Linked DNA regions of Homo sapiens: region 2 is linked to region 1. A link is a contact called in ENCODE Hi-C or POLR2A ChIA-PET data. All regions are on one chromosome and are shown on one strand. Each heading gives the region's core, a stretch centred on a gene start or an enhancer-like site at or near the end of the contact. The rest is flanking DNA. Distances are from core to core; before and after follow the strand shown.

What was found. Hi-C counts contacts between places; a loop is a spot of excess contacts on that map. ChIA-PET counts read pairs that join two places held with the same protein, here RNA polymerase II (POLR2A). Pooled maps may share reads with other maps.
Region 2: a loop to region 1 is called in a pooled map, with 1.8 times the contacts of the local background. The contact joins two enhancer-like sites. A Hi-C loop is called at or near these places in 1 of 50 pooled maps. POLR2A ChIA-PET finds 5 or more read pairs at or near these places in 2 of 52 experiments (A673 and WTC11).

What each region holds. Positions count from the first base shown.
Region 1 is chr22:38,133,573-38,136,898 of GRCh38, forward strand. It overlaps PLA2G6 (phospholipase A2 group VI), which reads right to left. Exons shown (of 17, transcript NM_003560.4): 6 at 1,416-1,512. Among named protein-coding and RNA genes, the nearest start is that of BAIAP2L2, 25 kb to the left of the region's middle. Within about 2 kb of position 1,924, at least 3 of the 41 ENCODE cell types and tissues checked have a DNase peak (open chromatin) inside an H3K27ac peak, as active enhancers do.
Region 2 is chr22:38,547,534-38,550,982 of GRCh38, forward strand. DMC1 (DNA meiotic recombinase 1) reads right to left here. Exons shown (of 14, transcript NM_007068.4): 8 at 2,392-2,464. Among named protein-coding and RNA genes, the nearest start is that of DMC1, 21 kb to the right of the region's middle. Within about 2 kb of position 1,815, at least 3 of the 41 ENCODE cell types and tissues checked have a DNase peak (open chromatin) inside an H3K27ac peak, as active enhancers do.

The DNA.
Region 1 (3,326 bases), core at 674-3,173:
GACAATGAGTGACCAAACCTACACGGAAGGGCCTGACTCGGTGTCCGGCTCCTGGAATGCAGAGGTACCCTGAGGCTGGCAGTGCCCTCCCTCCTGGCCCATCACATTGAGAAGTAGGCCATGAACTCTGGGGCATCCCATTCTCTGTCAAGCTGTGCTTCCTGGTGATGAGACCAGAGGCCTCCATCCTCCCAGGAGGACAGAGCTTAGCTTAGGGGAAGAACTCAGAGGAGATGCCCAGCCAGGCTCCCTGTGTGTGCAGCTAGGCCCAGCACCACCACCACCACCATCATCATCCATCATCATCATCATCATCTTGATGGTTAATAATGAGTGTCAACTTGATTGGATTGAAGGATGTAAAGTATTGACCCTGGGTGTGTCTGAGAGGGTGCTGCTAACGGAGATTAACATTTGAGTCAGTAGGGGAAGGCAGACCTACCCTTAATCTGGGTGGGCACCATCTAATCAGCTGCCAGCACGGCCAGAATATAAAGCAGGCAGAAAAAAATGTGAAAAGGCTAGACTGGCTTAGCCTCCCAGCCTACATCTTTCTCCCGTGCTGGATGCTTCCTGCCCTCAAACATCAGACTCCAAGTCCTTCAGCTCTGGGACTTGGACTGGCTTCCTTGCTCCTCAGCTTGCGATGGCCTATTGTGGGACCTTGTGATCGTGTGAGTTAATGCTCCTTAATAAATCCCCCTTTAGGCCAGGCACGGTGGCTCACGCCTATAATCCCAGCACTTTGGGAGGCCAAGGCAGGCAGATCACGAGGTCAGGAGATCGAGACCATCCTGGCTAACACGGTGAAACCTCGTCTCTACTAAAAATACAAAAAAATTAGCCGGGTGTGGTGGCGGGCGCCTGTAGTCCCAGCTACTCAGGAGGCTGAGGCAGGAGAATGGCATGAACCTGGGAGGCAGAGCTTGCAGTGAGCCAAGATTGTGCCACTGCACTCCAGCCTGGGCGACAGAGCGAGACTCCGTCTCAAAAAAAATAAAATAAAAAAATAAACCCCCCTCTCTCTCTATATATATATCTCCTGTTAGTTCTGGCCCTCTAGAGAATCCTGACTAATAATACAATCATCATCACGCCACCTTCTATTTGGGAAGCACTTTACAATTTGTGCCGAGTTTTGTCACACACTGCCTTGCTGACTTCATCACATCGCCAAAGCAGAATTCATGGATGAGGAAACTGAGGCACAGGGCGGATCCCCCCGCCCAGCCAGAGAGCAGCAGAGCCCTGCCAGGATCCCAGCTCTTCATGGACTTCTCTGCCTGCACACCCACTGCAAGGTCAGCCCCCAAGTGCTAGCCTCAGGGTCCTCTCGGGAACCTGCTTCCTGAGGGCCCTGAGGACCTGCGGGGCCCGGCCCCCTGCCCCACCCACCCACCTCAGGATCCACTCACCTCTGCGTTCTTGGCCCAGTGGAGGGGGCTGGCTCCGTAACGGGGGTCTTTGCTGTGGATCTGGCTGCTGTCCATGCTGATGATCATCTCCGCACACCTGGTGAGAGAGGGGCCCCGGTTGGTGAGCAGAAGCTAGGGTCTGCGTGGCGTGGGATGAAGCCAGGACTTGGAGCTTCATCTACTGCTTACAGAGAGCATCACTGCAAACAAAGTTCAGCAAACCCAACCAGCACACTCACCATGGTTAAGGCTGTACTGAGCCCCTCAAGGCACAACTAACCCCCTCCTCCAGGAAGCCTTCCTGATGCTGCCACCAGCAATGATCACCCTCCCTGGTACTGGCTTTAGAGTCAGATGGGCTTGAAGTCAAGCCCCAGCTTCCTCACTGGTGGCCTCCAGAAGCTGAGCAACATGGAGAGAGTGCTGAGAGGAGTGGCTGGGGTGTAAGGAAGACCAGGCATTTCAGAGCCCAGTTCTGTGCCTGGCACACAGCCACCCTCCACCTCCTTACCACACTGTCAGTGAGTCACACAGTGACCTGCATGCTATAGGAAGCAGTATGACAGAGTGGGAAAGAGCACAATTGCTTTCTACTCGGTGCCTGAGGCAAGCAGTGTCCACCAGAGATCTTAGCATCTCCAGCCTCAGAGCAGAGGCCCCGGGTTCACAAGCCTCATTAGGCCCCGCCTGGCCCAAAGAAAGTGCTCCATCATTGTATCATGGGTAGGAATCTCGGTTCACAAGTTCAGCTGTGCAAGGAGAAGACTTTAAAATTTTTCTGGCTGGGCGCGGTGTCTCACGCCTGTAATCCCAACACTTTGGGAGGCTGAGGCAGGCGGATCACCTGAGGTCGGAAGTATCAAAGGACGGAATGCAGGGACTTGAATGGACATTTGCAGACCCATGTACACAGCAGCATTCTTCACAACAGACAAAAGGTGGAAACAACCCAGGCGTCTATCAGTGAAGGACTGAATGGATAAACAAAATAGTATTCTGCCTTAAAAAGAAAGGAAATTCTGATACGTGCTGCAACATGGATGAGCCTTGAAGACATCATGCTAAGTGAAATAAGCCAGGCACAAAAGGACAAACGCTGTATGATTTCACTGATACGAGGTTCTAGAACAGGCAAGTTCTGAGAGACAGAGAGGATATGGGACTTATCGGGGGCTGTGGGGAGGGGAGAATCGGGAGTTATTAATGGTTACAGTTTCTGTTTGAGGTGATAAGAAAAGTTTTAGAAAGGGGTAATGGTTGGACAACATTGTAAATGTGATTAAAACCACCGAATTGTACACTTAAAAGTGGTTAAAATGGGCCGGGTGTGGTGGCTCACGCCTGTAATCCCAGCACTTTGGGAGGCCAAGGTGGGTGGATCACCTGAGGTCGGGAGTTCGAGACCAGCCTGACCAACATGGAGAAACCCTGTCTCTACTAAAAAATACAAAATTAACTGGGCATGGTGGTGCATGCCTGTAATCCCAGCTACTACTCGGGAGGCTGAGGCAGGAGAATCACTTGAACCCGGGAGGTGGAGGTAACGGTAAGCCGAGATCACACCATTGCACTCCAGCCTGAGCAACGAGAGCGAAACTCTGTCTCAAAAACAAAAAACAAAAGTGGTTAAAATGGCAAATTTTATGTTATATATAATCTATCACAGTTGGAAAAAATAAACATAATATATCAGAATCATTGTATACTTTCAATAGGTGGATTGTATGGAATAGGAACTATATCTCAATAAAGCTTTTTTTTTTTTTTTTTTTTAGTGCAATTACTAGGACAGCCCACATGGGTTTAATTCCCAGGTCTGGCACTTACTGACTGCCTGACTTTGAGCAAATTACTTAATCTCTCTAAGCCCTGGTTTCCTCATCTGTTTTTTGTTTGTTTGTTTGAGACAGG
Region 2 (3,449 bases), core at 565-3,064, 410 kb after region 1:
CTATTTGTTTTTGTTTTTTTTTTTGAGACGGAGTTTCCCTCTTGTTGCCCAGGCTGGAGTGCAATGGCACGATCTCGGCTCACCGCAACCTCCGCCTCCCAGTTCAAGCGATTCTCCTGCCTAAGCCTCCTGAGTAGCTGGAAATACAGGCATGTGCCGCCACGCCCGGCTAATTTTGTATTTTTAGTAGAGACAGGGTTTCTCCATGTTGGTCAGGCTGGTCTCGAACTCCTGACCTCAGGTAATCCACCCGCCTCAGCCTCCCAAAGTGCTGGGATTACAGGCGTGAGCCACGGTGCCTAGCCTTCTTCCTTTCATTGGTCAATTTCATACTGCCTCCCTCCCTTGTTGTTTGTTTACATAAAGCTTCTATCACCTCACCCTATGGCAAATGTTCGCTTGAACTCCTAATTTTGAACTTATAATGATCTTTCTCAGGCTGTATCCTCAAAATCCGTGTGTGTGTAACATTGCTGACAACTCATCGTCTTGAAACTTTCCTTTTGCTTGACTTTTACAACCAGATTTCCTTCTACTTCCTCTGTCTCTGGGTTTCTCATTTTAGTCCTCTTCCTAAATATAAACATACCTCAAAGTTATGTTCTCAATTCTCCTCTCTTCTCTCTCTATAAGTTCTCTTTCCCCCTTGGTTAATTCGTCCATATTTCTGGGCCTACCCCTTTCTCAAGCTGAATTCAATATTTCCCAGTGCCATCTGGATATCCTCATGTACATCATATTCAATACATTAAAATGATGGCTGGGTGCAATGGCTCATGCCTGTAATCCCAGTCCTTTGGGAGGCCAAGGCAGGCAGATCGCTTGAGCCCAGGAGTTGGAGATCAGCCTGGGCAACGTGGTGAAACCTGGTCTCTACAAAAGATAAAAAAAATTAGCCAGGCGTGGTGGTATGTGCCTGTAGTTCCAGCTACTCAGAAGGCTGAAGTGGGAGGATCACTTGACCCTGGGAGTTCGAGTCTGCAGTGAGTGTAATTGGGCCACTGCACTCCAGCCTGGGCAACAGAGCAAGAACCTGTCTCAAAAGAAGAAAAAAATTAGGCCAGGCGTGATGGCTCACGCCTATAATTCCAACACTTTGGGAGGCTGAGGTGGGTGGATCACTTGAGGTCAGGAGTTCAAAACCAGCCTGGCCAACATGGCGAAACCCCATCTGTATTAAAAATACAAAAATTAGCCAGGTGTGGTGGTGTACATTTGTAAACTTAGCTACTTGGGAAGCTGAGGTTGCAGTGAGTTGAGACTGCACCACTGCATTCCAGCCTGGGTGATGGAGAAAGACACTGTCTCAAAAAAAAAAAAGTAAAATTAGTACATTAAAATGAAACATCACCTTTTCTCTTTTTCTCTGAAGCATGATCTTTCCAGTTCTATTGTTAGCATCACATAACTATTCTCCTAGTATCTAGACAAAAAACCTGAGCGGTTTCTCAAACCTGTCTTTCCTTTGTCTACCAAATATAGCCATCAAGTCCTATCAATTTTCCTAATACTTCTTTTCCTTTTCTTTTTATTCTTACCAGTTCCAACCTAGATCAAGTTCTCATTACTTGCCTAGAATATTGCTAAAGTATCCAGTTTACACCCACTATCTTGTTTCAAAGCCTTTCATGTCTAAGATCCCAATCATCTTTCTAGCCCATATCCTGGAATACCTTACACTTTAATTAAACTGCAATTCGTTGTGTTACCCAAACAGGTTCTGCCTGTTTTCCTTATTAACTTTCACCCTCTTCATACCGTTCCCTTCATTTGGGACCATGACTTTCAGTGAGTCAATAATCTTTCAGCCAGGCGCAGTCGCTCACCCCTGTAATCCTAGCACTGTGGGAGGCTGAGGCAGGTGGATCACCTGAGGTCAGGAGTTCCAGAACAGCCTGGTCAACATGTCAAAACCCTGTCTCTACTAAAAATACAAAAAAATTAGCCAGGTGTGGTGGCACACACCTGTAATCCCAGCTACTCGGTAGGCTGAGGCAGGAGAATTGATTGAACCCAAGAGATGGAGGTTGCAGTGAGCCGAGATTGCCCCACTGGACTCCAGCCTGGGCAACAGGGAGATTCCGTCTCAAAAAAAAAAAAATCTTTTTTCTAACTATTAAGCAACATCTTTAGAGAAGTAAGAGGATTAAAAATGATGATATAATTTCCTCTCATGTATTTGTTTTGTCTCATAAACCCATATGAAGAAGTGAAACCTCATTAAATACAAAGTGATTGGAGAACTTAAACAGTAATTGTTTTCCCTTTGGTTTGTCTCATTACTACTGGTTTATGGAATGACTACAAAGATTGTATATCTCAGACAAACTCTTCAGTGGTAACATTCCTATATCACACTATTATGTTAGCAACTTTAAATAAAAAGGTTACAAAGTATTTTCTGTATCAATGAAGATAATCTTTCCTCCTGGGTAGCCACCAGCTCCTGGAAGTTGAGCTGTCACTAGGAAGCAATTAAAAATTTATATTAATAGGAGTGAATAAACTTTGTACACATGACTATATAAATACACATGGAATCTGCTGTTGCAACTCTTTAGTACATTTTGCAAAGAGTCATGATCCTTTCGTTTCTAAACAACATGTTATATTTTCATATTACTTAACCAGTGTGAAATTATAAGTATTCTGCCAGCATAGTTGTTATTCAACAAATAATTTCACTATCTTTCACAATGGAAGATATTCGTGAAAGTTAGTTCTCCCAAAGAATGGAAATAAAATTTAAATATTACTAATTTTCTTTCTTTTTCTTTTCTTTTCTTTTTTTTTTTTTTTTGAGACGAGTCTAGCTCTGTCGTCAGGTTGGAGTGCAGTGGCGCAATCTCAGCTCACTGCAATCTCCGCCTCCCGGGTTCAAGCAATTCTTCTGCCTCAGCCTCCCAAGTAGCTGGGACTACAGGCAGGCACTGCCACACCCAGCTAATTTTTATACTTTTAGTAGAGATGGGGTTTCACCATGTTGGCCAGGATGGTCTTGATCTCCTGACCTCGTGATCTGCCCACCTCGGCCTCCCAAAGTGCTGGGATTACAGGCTTGAGCCACCGCGCCCAACCTACTAACTTTCTTTCTACAAGAAATAGTCACAAATATGGCCGGGCATGGTGGCTCATGCCTGTAATCCCAGCACTTTGGGAGGCCAAGGTGGGTGGATCATTTGAGGTCAAGGGTTCAAGACCAGCATGACCAACATGGTAAAACCCTGTCTCTACTAAAAATACAAAAATTAGCTGGGTGTGGTGGTGCATGCCTGTAATCCCAGCTACTCTGGAGGCTGAGGCAGGAGAATTGCTTGAACCTGGGAGGCGGAGGTTGCAGTGAGCTGAGATCGTGCCACTGCAGTCCAGCCTGGGTGATAGATCAAGACTCCATCTCAAAAAAAAAAAAAAAAAAAGAAAGAAAGAAAGAAAGAAAGAAAAAAGAAAAA